Regions from separate parts of the Homo sapiens genome. Here region 1 is linked to region 2. The links are chromatin loops, found by intact Hi-C in ENCODE. Cell type or tissue: gastrocnemius medialis. All regions are shown on one strand. Links, peaks and the distances in the headings refer to the core of each region. The heading gives the core; the rest is flanking DNA. Region 1 has its middle 12 kb from the start of GRIK4. Region 2 overlaps GRIK4 (glutamate ionotropic receptor kainate type subunit 4).

Region 1 (11,020 bases), core at 4,626-7,125, 300 kb before region 2:
ATCAATCACCACGTCCCCTGCACTGAAAAGCATAAGTGATTTTCATATTCAAATCATAATAGCACTTTGAAACCTTTTCTGAAGAAACAGCCCCAGACATCATGGCCTAAAGTCTAGCATATGACAGGATTTCTGGGATTCCTCTCTGCCTTCCCCTCCTATGCATAGGGAGAGGGCCCGTACATACCAGGGAAGCAAGACCAAACTAAACTGAGTTCCTTCTAGTCTCTGTGCTGATATCAGCTGGTTATCTAACCTACAACAAGTCATTTACTTATCGAGGCTCAGTGTTCTCATCTTACACTGAGGAAGTTGGATGTCAGTTCTCTCCAAGGCCCCTTCAACTCTGAATGTTAAATTGATAGCACAGGAAAACAGACAGAGCTTGCCCACTGGCTTGCTTAGGTATTCTCAGGTAAGCTCTATCCTTTCCTGACCTTCTGTGTTGCTCCCAATTAGAGTGTTCTTTTATTTGCTTATTTTATTTTTGTGACAGGGTCTTGCTCTGTCACTGAGGCTAGAGTTCAGTGACACAAACACGGCTCACTGCAGACTCGACCTCCTGGGCTCAAGCCATCTTCCCACCTCAACCTCCTCAGTAGCTGGGACTGCAGGCATACGCCACCAGGCCAATCTTCCCATCTCAGCCTCCTGAAGTGTTGGGATTACAGGTGTGAGCCACTGCACCCAACTAGAGTGTAATTTTAATGTCACCCACTGAAATCTGTCCCTGGAAAATTCTTTTTCTCCTGTTCTTCTTTGAAGTATCTTTGACAGCTTACTTTAGTTTACTGTTACCTGCAGTCTGATAAAACAGTTTCATCTCTTCTTTCATCACGGTCTCACTGCCAGTTTACAACAACTTGGAGGCTTTTGTGGAAGAAAATCTGACTTTCCTGGTTCAGAGAAGACTTGCTGAGCATTGGCTGAGGAGAGACTGGAGGTCTTATCTCCACTTCAGCTCGTGTCCTGAGTGATGGCCGGTTCTGAAAGGCTTATGAAATTTGGAGACTTTGTAGAAGTTGAGTCCCCAGAATATAAGCTAACCAGATTGTATAGCAAGCAAATGCTCCACCAGAGAAACTGTTCCAGCCAGCAAGAATAAGTCCCAGATAACTTGGATGCTTTCATGCAATCAAATATTTACAAACCAACACTTCAAGTGACAGGAAAGGAGATTAGACAAAACTGTTTCTATGGCTTGCCACCTACTGAGAGTAAAAGACTCAAATCTTCTCTACTGTTTCTTTTTTTTTCTTTTGGAAATTGTCCTCTTTGGGATAAATCCTGGTTGAGTAGTCAGTGACATTTACCTGCAATACCTACAGAGCCTAATGTTTGCTTCTGGTGGGGATATTGGCATTCTAATAGGAGTGTTTGAGGAAGGTTCTGTTTCCTTCCCTCCCTTCCTTTCCCCTCCCCTCCCCTCCCTTCTCCTCTCCTCTCCTGACTGAGTCTCACTCTGTTGCCCAGGCTAGAGTGCAGTGGTACAATCTTGGCTAACTGCAACCTCTGCCTCCCAGGTTCAAGCAATTCTCCTGCCTAAGCCTCCTGAGTAGTTGGGACTACAGGCACATGCCACCATGCCCAGCTGATTTTTTATATTTTTAGTAGAGACTGGGTTTCATCATGTTGGCCAGGCTGGTCTCGAACTCCTGACCTCAAGCTATCTGCCTGCCTGGGCCCTCCCAAAGTGTTGGGATTACAGGCGTGAGCCATGGCGCCCAGCCAGTTCTGCATCTTTAAACATGCGTTATGATTAACTTACATTCTCAACTCTTTTCTCCCTCTCTCTTCAAAGATGTACTGATCTGACATGCAATTAAGGCTGGGCATACCAAGGCAGATTAAATGCAGGAATCTTTCTATCTTGGGCCAGAACAGCTTGGCGGCCGTGACTATAGAGTTGGTTGATTAATTGGTTAACTTATTCCCAGCTTTGTTTCAGAAAGCTTTGCAGCAGAGCAGGGCGTTTGAAGATGGTTTAAGGAAAAAAAGGAATCATAGGCCTTAGGGAAAAGAAGGTGGATGTTAGGCTCGTTTGCAGTATTTGTTACTTGATCCTATGATTTTTTTTCTTTCAAAATGTCTCTGATTTACCCCTTGCTCTGTTTCCACTGTAGCAGGTTATCTTGCGGCACAGCTCCATGTAACTAAAACACCTGCATAGATTGCTGCCTCCTCCGCTCTCCAGCCTGTCATGCATGACTACCCGCCAGGTTTGCTCCAAAACATTCCTTTCATTGTGCCACTTGCCTGCCCAAGAACCTGCAGTGGCTATGGTTACTACTGTATCGATTAAACTCCGCTTTGTTTCAGAGATGATCATAATTTGGCCAGCTTCATTTCCCTCTACTGTCCATCGTGAGCCCTCTTCCCCAGTAAGGCTTAGGCTCCTCCAAGTCTCCCCACCTCACATTCTAGGCCGGGACTCCACCTTTGCTTTTCCCTTAGTCTGAAATGTACTTTGGAAACTTCCAAGATGAGTATTAAAAGTAATAGCTGGCCGGGCGCGATGACTCACGCCTGTAATCCCAGCACTTTGGGAGGCCAAGGCGGGCGGATCAAGAGGTTGGGAGATGGAGACCATCCTGGCCAACAGGGTGAAACCCCGTTTCTACTAAACTACAAAAAATTAGCTGTGCGTGGTGGCAGGCGCCTGTAGTCCCAGCAACTTGGGAGGCTGAGGCAGGGGAATCACTTGGACCCGGGAGGCAGAGGTTGCAGTGAGCCGAGATCGCACCATTGCACTCCAGTCTGGCGACAGAGCAAGACTCCATCTGAAAATAAATAAATAAATAAATAAATAAATAAATAAATAAATAAATAAATAATGGCTGGCCAGACATGGTGGCTCATGCCTGTAATCCTAGCACTTTGGGAGGCTGAGGAGGGTGGATCGCTTGTCACTTGAGCCCAAGAGTTCAAGACCAGCTTGGGCAACATGGTGAAACACCATCTTACAAACAATAGAAAAATTAGCTAGGTGAGGTGATGTGCGCCTGTAGTCACAGCTACTTGGGAGGCTGAAGTGGGAGGATCACTTGAGCCCAGGAAGCGGAGGTTGCAGTGAGCCATGATCTGCACTCCAGCCCAGCAATCAAAATAAAATAAAAAATAAAAATATTAGCTACAACTTAATGAGTACAAACTATGTGTCAGGTGCTGTACACTACATACATGACTCCTGTCTTCACAAAAACCTCATAAGGTAAGTGGTTTTTCTCCATTTTTACAGAGCAGGTAACTGAAGCTAGTAGTGATTATGATGTTCCCAGTGGCACAGCTAGGATTCAAGATAAGGTCTGTCTTCCACCAAAGCTTGTCTTTTTTACCCGGCTGCAGAAATAGTTTCTGTACTTAAAGGTGTTTACAGCCTAGTAGTGACAAGTACATGAATATTAATTTTCTGCTTTTCTCCCTCCCTAAATTGCAGTTATCTACACTGGACTAAGGGGCAGAAATTCTGAGAAGTTTGCATTCCATTCAAGGTGTTTGATCTTGGGAATGACTTGAACACAACTAAACATTTAAAGAGATTAACTCAGCAGCTGAATTATGCTAAAGTAGAATAAAGCAGGCAAAGGAGAGTTGGGAGGCAGGAAGGCTAGCAGAGTGATAATATCTGAACAAGAGGCTTACATTTGGTAAAGTAGGAACAGAAAGGGGAAAAATGGTGTAGTTGAGGTAGAAATTACAGATGTTAGCATGTAAGTTAATATGTAGCATAAGGAGAGGGAGGAGTTTAAAAAACAAGACTTTCTGTGAACCAAAGAGATTGATTAACAACTGGGAAAGCATAGAGCAGAGATAGGCTTTGAGGGGAAAATCAGTGTAATTTTGGCCATGTTGAGTTTTAGGTAGCAGTGTTGTCTCAACTTACAGATGTCTAGCAAGATGTGGCAAATACAGTTCCAGAGCTAAATCAAGTTGTCATTCGTGTTGTTTCAGTTGGATTAAGGACATAATCCACAATTGTGTGCATAAAATCTGTGTCATAAAATCTCAGAATTGAAAGTACTTTAGAGTCTGTCAACTGATTGGGGAAACCAAATGTGGTATATTCATATAGGGGAATATTCTTTGCCCTTAAAAAAGGAATGAAGTACAGATAACATGCGACATAATGAATCTTGAAAACTTTATGCTAGGTGGAGAAGGCGGTCCCCAATTGTATGGCCACATATTGTATGATTCCTTTATATGAAATATGTAGAATAGGAAAACCAATAGAAAGTAGATTAGTGGTTGCCAGGGACTGGGGAGAGGGGAGGGTGTTCATGGATATTTGGTAATGAAAAGATTTGGAATTTTTTCAGGGGCGGTGGCAAAAATGTTCTGGAATTAGTGGCAATGGCTGTATGACCTTGCAAATATACTAAAAACCACGGAGTCGTACACTTTAAAATGGTGAATTTTATGGCATATGAATTATATATTTTTTAAGTGGAAGAAAAAAAGTACCTCAGAGATCACCTACTGTGTCCTCATACTGAGTGACTCAGTGCCTTTGTCCCTTCTCTACTCACACTGGAGATGGGTGAACATCTTCTGTCTTAGGGAACTTATCTTTTTGCCCAATAACCCATTCTATTTTTTTGAGACTTCTAATTGGTGTATGTGGCATAGTGGGTAGGAAGAATGGTCTCTCGACATCAGAAAGTGCTGGCTTTGCCACTTACTGACTTGCGTGACATTGGGCAAGTGAATTTCGTTAAGCGTCAGTTTCAGCATCTGCAAAAACTGAGTTAATAATAGTACCTTCCTCAGGGTTGCATTGACGAAAATGAAACAATGCACGTGGCGTGCCCAGCAGCTAGTAAATACTTTATATTCGGTCATAATTAGTCTTTTATTTCTTGCTTGCCCCTCACAATATAAAATACCTCATAAGAGGTCAGTTGCTACACTTTGGTTTGTCTGTTGTTTGTTTTTGAAACAGAGTCTCGCTCTGTCACTCAGGCTGGAGCGCAGTGGTGAGATCTCAGCTCACTGCGACCTCCACCTCCTGGGTTCAAGCAATTCTCCTGCCTCAACCTCCCAAGTAGCTGGGATTACAGGCATGCACCACCGTATCCAGCTAATTTTTGTATTTTTAGTAGAGATGGGGTTTCGCCATATTGACCAAGCTAGTCTTGAACTCCTGACCTCAAGCGATCCTCCAGCCTCAGCCTCCCAAAGTGCTGGGATTACAGGTGTGAGCCACCACAACTGGCCAGTTGCTACACTTTGTTTTTTGATTTCCTCATAGTCCAAAAAGTCTACCGCGTACAGGAACATACGGCAAGGACAGTTGGGATAAGCTGTGAAAATGTATGGTTTTTTTTTTTCTTTAAAGAATCTCAGTGGGATCTACTGATGCGTTGACATTATGCCAACTTGCCAGCAATTTCGTTTTTCCCTTCAAGATGTCTGTGAACAGTGTGGCAAAAGAGATGAGGCGCCTTGGGGTCTTAACTGCACGATGGCCGGCAAGACACCAGGGAAGCTTCATGTTTTCCCTCCACCTTCAGAGATGCAGTGATACTGAGAGTTGAGAGCAGTTTTATTTAGCATCAGGCAGCTGGGCTGACCTTTCCCAGCACCCCCATGCTCTTTGGTAACTAAAGGTAGAAAGAGAAAGACCATTTTTTAAGTATGTGAACATAAGGAGGAGTCCCTTCCTAAATTCTTGCTGTAACCTCCAACTTCTTATCCTTGTTTTGGCTAAGATTAGACAAGTATTATGAAGTGATATGACACCAAAAGGCTAGACAGGAGAGGATTTATATAGATTCAATCATCTAGAAGATTTGGCAATTTTTTACAAGCCATTTGTTTTTTGTTTCTTGGTTTTTTTTTTTTTGAGACAGAGTCTCGCTCTGTCGCCCAGGCTGGAGTGCAGTGGTGCGATTTCGGCTCCTGCAACCTCCGCCTCCCAGTTTAAAGTGATTCTCTTGCCTCAGCCTTCCGAGCAGCTGAGACTACAGGCGCCTGCCACCACCCCCGGCTGATTTTTGTATTTTTAGTAGAGGCCAGATTTCACCATATTGGCCAGGCTGGTCTCCAACTCCTGACCTCAAATGATCCACCCACCTCGGCTTCCCAAAGTACTGGAATTACAGGCGTGGGCCACAGCGCCCGGCCAAGCTACTTGTTTTATTAGGTGTCCAGTGCAGTCTTGATGTTAGCTGAAGATGTTTGGGTAATCTCTTGTATCGCTTCATAAAACAGCATAATAAACCCAATAGTAGCAGCATTCAATAGCTTTGCACCAAGGAAATGTTCCCTCCCACCTCTCATTCCCTCTGCTTCCTACTCCCCAATCCCTACCTCAAGCCACCTGCTGGGCAGCTGGAACCACAAATCACCAGCATTACTTCCAGAGGAATAAAACAGCCTACATCCCCCACCCCCCCACCCCCGTCCCCGCCTGCTTTGTTTTTAGCTGGTTTGTTTGTTTTCGGATGTCAGTAATGTGAAGTATTTCCCCTAATCAATGTTTTAACCTTCTTGTTGATATTTATTCAGCTTGGTTGAATGTACTGTGTTAAAGCATCCATGAGCTCTATGCATGGGAGAGTAAATCTGAATTTCTCTCTTTTCTCTGGAGACATCATAATATTTCCTATTATCAGAGGATTGTTTTGCTAGGATATTAATGAGCAGTTTCTCTGCTGGAGTTGTCATTGCTTCCCTCTTCCTTCAGCTCCCAAACAATTTTGAATTAACATGGAAACCAAGTTTAATTTCTTGACTCATCTCCTCTGGCTTTGAATTTCCTTTTCTGTTTCATGCTGTTGTCAATAATTTGGTGCTCCCATCTGTCCATTTCTGCTCACCATGTTATTGATAATGTGATTAACCCCCTACTCCATTGCTATTTATTTAGTGATAAATTATTTCTGATCATGTGTGCTATATTTTCTTTACTCAGATCTAAGGTATAATTAGGGAAGAGAGCTGAACAAAATAACCTTTTTTTCCCTTCTCTTACCATGGTGTTGGGTGAAACATGCTGTCCAGCAGGTCCCTGTCTTTTATAATGGAAGGAGAACGTGCTTTTATATGCAAATCCAGATGTGTGATGGTGGTTTGTTTACCTTACTTTGTGCTTAATGAGATTCTCCAGATATTGTTATGTTGAAGTACTGCTTCTATTTTTATTATCTAACATTTATTAAATGTCAACCATGTGCTCTGTTAAACAAAGAATAGCACAGTTCTGTCTGGACTCAGAGTCTAGATGCTTAGTTTCAGCCCTAGTGACTAAAACCTGTATAATGGACGGTGTATGTTATCCTGGGGAATGTTTTCCAAATATTGTATTTTAAAATGATAAACAATTGGACCCTGCCCCTGGGAGAGACACATCTGAAACAAGGCACATGTATAAAACAAGGCGCAGAATAAGAGAGAGAAAGATACAGTTGAACTTACTTTAAAAGTAAGATTGATTTTTTTTACCTTAATTTTTACTCTTGAAATTTCAAGTGATAGGTTGAATTTTCCAGCTGTTTTGATTTCACCTATGTTTTCCATTCTACAAAGAATGTTTTGATCTTTTCATCTGGCCCAAGGCAAAGCTGGTGACTTGGCTCAGTTACAAGAAAAGAGCCCGGAACCTTACGGAGCAGGAATGTAGATTTTAGCTCATTTCAGTGGCACAGCTTGGTTTGGTGAATCACTTTGTACCTCGGATTCTTTATATCAGGATGGTGGTGGGGTTGTTAAAATATAACTAGTGGAAGGGGAATATTTTGATTTCAAATCAGAAAATACAACTTAAAGGCTCATAATTTACTACTAAATAGCTATTTTCAGCCAGGCATGGTGGCTTATACATGTAATCCCAGCACTTTGGGAGGTTGAGGCAGGCAGATCACTTGAGCCTAGGAGTTTGAGACCAGACTGGGCTAGAAAGTGAGACTCTCATCTTTACAAAAAATCAAAAAATTACCTGGGTGTGGTGGCACACCCATGTGATCCAAGCTACATGGGAGGCTGAGGCAGGAGGATTGCTTAAGCCTAGGAGTTGAAGGCTGCAGTGAGCTATGATACTACCGCTGCACTCCAGCCTGGGCAGCAGAGTGAGACCCTGTCTCAAAACAAACAAATAATATTAAAAATAAATACAAATTTTCTTATCTTTGAAACGAGGATAACACAACTCAGGGTTGAAATGAGAAATATGATGATGGCTGTGAAAGCACTTTGTAAACCATGATGTGCTTTGCACATTTATCCTCAGAATGCTTACTACTCATTAGTTCAAATTTATATATAAGCTCTACGTCCAGGGCCGGGTGCAGTGGCTCACTCCTGTAATCCCAGCCTTTTGGGAGGCCGAGGCAGGTGGATCGCTTGAGGTCAGGAGTTCGAGATCAGCCAGGCCAACATGGCGAAACCCCATCCCTACTAAAAATATAAAAATTAGCTGGGTGTGGTGGCGGCTGCCTGTAATCCCAGCTACTGGGGAGGTTGAGGCAGGAGAATTGCTTGAACCCAGTAGGCAGAGGTTGCAGTGAGTCAAGATCATGCCACTGCCCTCCAGCCTGGGTGACAGAGCGAGACTCCATCTGAAAAAAAAAAAAAATAAATAATAAGATATGTATCCAAATGCATTTACTTGTGCATTCGGATTGATTATGTTGTTAATGAGTAAGGTGCAGAGGCAACAGTGTTGAGCTGAGGACTGGAATTAGTGGGGACCGCCACTAAGGGAGTGCACAGGGGAATGTTGCCTGTGTAGGTCTCACTGGAGTGAGCTGGTTCTTGGGGAATGGAACCACACCAGCAAAAATCGAGGACAGTGCCTGCCACCTAGGAGCCACGGAGTAATTGTTCACTACCTTCAACTGATGGTTGAAAACACAGTCCTGGGAGTAGCCTCCAGTATTTAATAAACCTTTTCTCCCTTCCCCCACCCACTTCTTTAGCCAACTACACCATAAAACAGACCCTTCTATCGCTACCAAAAATAAAAATCTTGTCTTTGGGGTTGGGAGAGATAAGACTTACTTGGTTATTAACTGTATAGGTATTTGTATATAGGTATTTTCAGCTGGGTCTACCTCTTCAACTTTTGTTTTTCAGTTTAATTTCTCTATTCCTCTTTCCCAGCCAAATTTTTAAGTCAACCATACACCTCAACAGGGGGCCTAATTAATTAGCATTTTAAAAGCAGTGTACTCCCTCAGAAGGGTGGAGGGGGAGGGTAGCTTGGAGTCAGTTTGTATTCAGAAGAACAAGGTATTATTGTGTGTGCTGGATTTTTTTTTTTTGAGACGGAGTCTAGCTCTGTCACCAGGCTGGAGTGCAGTGGCGCAATCTCAGCTCACTACAACCTCTGCCTCCCGGGTTCAAGTGATTCTCCTGCCTCAGCCTCCTGAGTAGCTGGGATTACAGGCACCCGCCACGACGCCCGGGTACTTTTTGTATTTTTAGTAGAGACACAGTTTCACCATGTTGGTCAGTCAGGCTGGTCTCGAACTCCTGACCTCATGTGATCTGCCCGCCTCAGCCTCCCAAAGTGCTGAGATTACAGCGTGAGCCACCGCACCCTGCCGTGTGTGCTGAAGTTTACCCAAATGCTTAATGCTGGAAAATGCTTGAAGAAAACCATCCTTCCTCTGGCAGGAGGTGCAGTCTGACATGGAAGCATAAAGCAATATATAGAGACACGTTTTCATTTTTACTCTACTTACTGTTTTCATTCCTGAAAGTATATGCATGTGTGTGTTACAAGAAGTCATTTTAAAAAACAAACATGATGTTCATCTATTCAGATTGGTTTTATTTTGGAACTGTCTTCCTCTCATGTAAATGTATCCTTTTTAAAAAAGGCCATTAATGCTATTTACCTAGTAACACTTCAGTGTGTCAATAATATTACTTTTGTCAATAGAGCACTTAAGTAATTATTGCCTTTTCTGGTATTAAGTATCTTCGCTGCATTTAAAGAAAAGCACCCATACATCTAAAGAAAAAGGTCCAAAAACATAAGGCAAGTTTTTACTTTCAACAATAAGTGTTACATTTCTCCAAAGATCCAAATTTCCTTTTAGCCTTGGGCCAAGAAGACAGACTGAGAGAATCCAAGAATTTACAGATGGAAGTTACCTCATTCAACCTCCTAATCTACTGCTGGAATACCCTCTAGGGCAGCCCTGGCAGATGGCCATCCATCTGCTTGTATACTTCCAGGGCTGGGGAGCTCATTATCTCCTGAGGCAACTCATAAATTCTTTCTTATTTGAGCTAAAAGTGGCCTCTCTGTAACTTCTTTTTTTTTGAGACAGAGTCTCGCTCTATCGGCCAGGCTGGAGTGCAGGGCACGATCTTGGCTCACTGCAACCTCTGCCTCCCGGGCTCAAGCAATTCTCCTGCCTCAGCCTCCCGAGTAGCTGGGATTACAGGTGCGTGCTACCATGCCCGGCTAATTTTTGTATTTTTAGTAAAGATGGGGTTTCACCATATTGGCCAGGCTGGTCTCGAACTCTTGATCTCAGGTAATCTACCCGCCTCGGTCTCCCAAAGTGCTGGGATTACAGGCATGAGCCACCGTGCCCGGCCGCCTCTCTGTAACTTCTATCCACTGGTCCTGGTTGTGGAGCAACGTAAGAAAGATCTTAAGTATTTGAAGATAGCTACTACATTTCCCTTTTGTCTTTTCCGAATTAAGATAACTGAATTGTTTTAAAATGAAGATTTTTGCCTGGAATCTGGAAGAACAAGATGGAAATGAGTGTATGTTAACTGTTGTTATAAAGGAAACCTTTGTTATAATTGCAGCTCACTGGTAAGGTATCTCTTCTAGTATTTCACACTTGGGCATAGCCTCCTATATAATACCCCTCTTGAAAGTAACCTATCCCTTACTGAGCTACGAAGAGTAAGAAGTCCCTCCTGGGTGAATAGAATCTTATACCTTTTGCTATTCTGAATTCCTTAAGAGAGCCCAAATTCCTAAGCATTGCTCTGAGATAAAATTTAAAGGTTTTCCTTTAGGAGGGAAAATTAAATGCATGAGTCTGTATTC
Region 2 (2,500 bases), core at 1-2,500:
CAGCCTCCCGAGTAGCTGGGATTACAGACGTCATGCCACCACACCTGGCTAATTTTTGTGTTTTTATTAGAGACAGGGTTTCACCATATTGGCCAGGCTGGTCTCGAACTCCTGACCTCAAGTGATCTGCCCGCCTCAGCCTTCCAAAGTGTTGGGATTACAGGCATGAGCCATGCGTCCAGCCACACTTAGCATAATGTTTTTAGGTTCATTCCTATTGTAGCATGTATCAGTACCTGTTATTTTTTATTGTTGAGTAATATTCCATTGTATGGGTAAACCACATTTTTTTATCTATCAATCAATCTATGGACATTTGGGTTTCTTTTTGGAAATTATGAATAATGCTGCTATATATATTTGTGTACAAGTTTTTGTGTGATCTTCATTTTTGTAACATCTCCATCAAGAGAATTAAGAATCTCTATAGCTAGATTTATTGAGTGCCTCCTGTGTGCAAGATCCTGTGTTGATCCCATGCCATATCTTGTAATCTTCACAATAGCCCAAGGCTCTCTCCACTTCCTTAAAAGCGAGGCAACTGAGGTCCCAGAGCTGTGGAGGGCTGCAGCTGGGACTGGAAGCCAGTTGTCTGTGATACCATAACATTTATCCTTAACACTGCTCCCAGAAGTTGGGCAACTGTTGGTATTACACCACTGCAGTTGTCCACACTGAATAAGTCACACTGATTAAATCTGTGTGCTGTGCCACTTCCACACATTATCTTAGTGAATCCTCACACCAACCCTGTGAGGTTGTCCTACTCTTTCTAATGTTCAGTGAGGAAAAGAGGTTCAGAGAAACTAAGTAGCTCACTTTGGTGGCATGGCCCATCGGTGTCAGAGCCTGGGGAGCCAGCATTCAGCAGTGTCTGGCAGCTGCTCCTTGAGGCCACAGCCTTCCCTCACAGACCTGGCATCCTTTAACCCTCTCTCACCTCAGGGAGAGTTTCTCATATGTTCAGAATACTATTTCAAAGGACAGCCACTACCCGCCTCACTTTGCACAATGCCTGCTTGCCTGTGTGCATGGAGACAGGTATCCAAGTATCAGGATGCCTGGACCCGGGGACTTCGTGCAGACAGGACCCCTAGTGGCCTGCTCTGGTATTACAGGATTCCCGAGGCGTGCATCCACATTAGAATTCACTTCTACACCTGGCTGCAAACCAAGACCCTTAAGCTTGGAGAGAACTTGTTCTGGGGGACGGTTCTGAGCATGGCAGGATGGAGAGGAACTTGGGGTGCTGCCTGGAAGAGGAAGGTGGCAGCAGGGGGAGGCTGGAGAAGGAGGAGGGTAACAGTAGCGGTGGAGTACCAATTGTCTCCATGTGGTTGCCTGCCCACAGCTGCTATCTTGGACGACCCCATGGAGTGCAGCAGAGGGGAGCGGCTCTCCATCACCCTGGCCAAGAACCGCATCAACCGCGCTCCTGAGAGGCTGGGCAAGGCCAAGGTCGAAGTGGACATCTTTGAGCTTCTCAGAGACAGCGAGTACGAGACTGCAGAAACCAGTACGTAGACTGGGCAGGGCTGCCTCTTCCCTTGCTGGCAGAGGATGGATGAGCAGTGGTGTGAGCTGCACCTATCAGTCACCAGGCCTCTGAGATATCTGATGTCGATATTTCCAGAGGAAGGAGAGGAACTTGAACCAGGAGGTCCTGTGAAGCTCTCAGCCTGGATGAGATTCCCAGGTTTTGTGCGAATCACGTGTGGAGTAGAATTAAGACAGGATACCCATTCATTCATTCATCCACTCATTCATTGCTTCATATATTGATTCATTCATGTTCTGGACATTTTGTCCACAAGTTCCTGAATGAAATCTCGTGTGTGATAAGAGAGACGGCCAGCCCAAGGGTATCTTAGCCACTACACATCTGACTGCTTACCTTGCTTCCTTATGCTAAGGGCGCTGTTGTGGGAGAAACTGGGACTTGGGATGGAATTTGACCACTCACTCTCTGGGTAACCTCAGATAAGTCACTAAGTCATCCTATCCTATCCAAACCTCAGTTTCTACATCTTTAAAATAGGAATACTAGGCTCTATTTTGCAAATCTTGCAGGTTGTTAGGTTGTTGTGAGGTGTTTTTTTGTTTTTGTTTTTTTTGAGACAGGGTCTTGCTCTGTTGCCCAGGCTGGAGTGCAGTTGCACAATCTCAGCTCACTGCAACCTCTGCCTCCCGCGTTCAAGTGATTCTCATGCCTCAGCCTCCCCAGTAGCTGAGATTACAGGGGTGTGCCACCATGCCCGGCTAATTTTTGTATTTTTAGGAGAGATGGGGTTTCGCCATGTTGGCCAGGTTGGTCTTGAACTCCTGACCCCAAGTGATCTGCCTACCTCAGCCTCCCAAAGTGCTGGGATTACAGGCATGAGCCACTGCGCCCAGCCTATTGTGAGATTTAAATTATTTTAAATACAGGAAAATCTGTGAATTGCAGTGTTTTACAGGCATATGTAGTAGGTCGCTCAAGTCACACATATGGAGCCCCTAC

What was found. A loop is a pair of places that touch in the nucleus more often than their neighbours do. Peaks named below come from ENCODE experiments on the same cell type or tissue, not always from the same donor. Only the 100,000 strongest peaks of a DNase experiment are listed, where the experiment ranks them.
Region 1: a loop joins it to region 2, with 3 times the contacts of the local background. A loop is called at or near these places in 73 of 110 quality-filtered maps.

Annotation. Positions count from the first base shown.
Region 1 is chr11:120,494,547-120,505,566 of GRCh38, forward strand. No RefSeq gene overlaps it. Among named protein-coding and RNA genes, the nearest start is that of GRIK4, 12 kb to the right of the region's middle. RefSeq lists enhancers at 8,901-8,960, 9,171-9,230. In gastrocnemius medialis, for the core only: no CTCF peak of the experiment used is centred there; a DNase peak (open chromatin) is centred at 6,065.
Region 2 is chr11:120,801,342-120,803,841 of GRCh38, forward strand. It overlaps GRIK4 (glutamate ionotropic receptor kainate type subunit 4), which reads left to right. Exons shown (of 21, transcript NM_014619.5): 4 at 1,352-1,516. Among named protein-coding and RNA genes, the nearest start is that of TBCEL, 220 kb to the right of the region's middle. In gastrocnemius medialis, for the core only: CTCF peaks have their summits at 1,098 and 1,299 (motif pointing right); no DNase peak of the experiment used is centred there.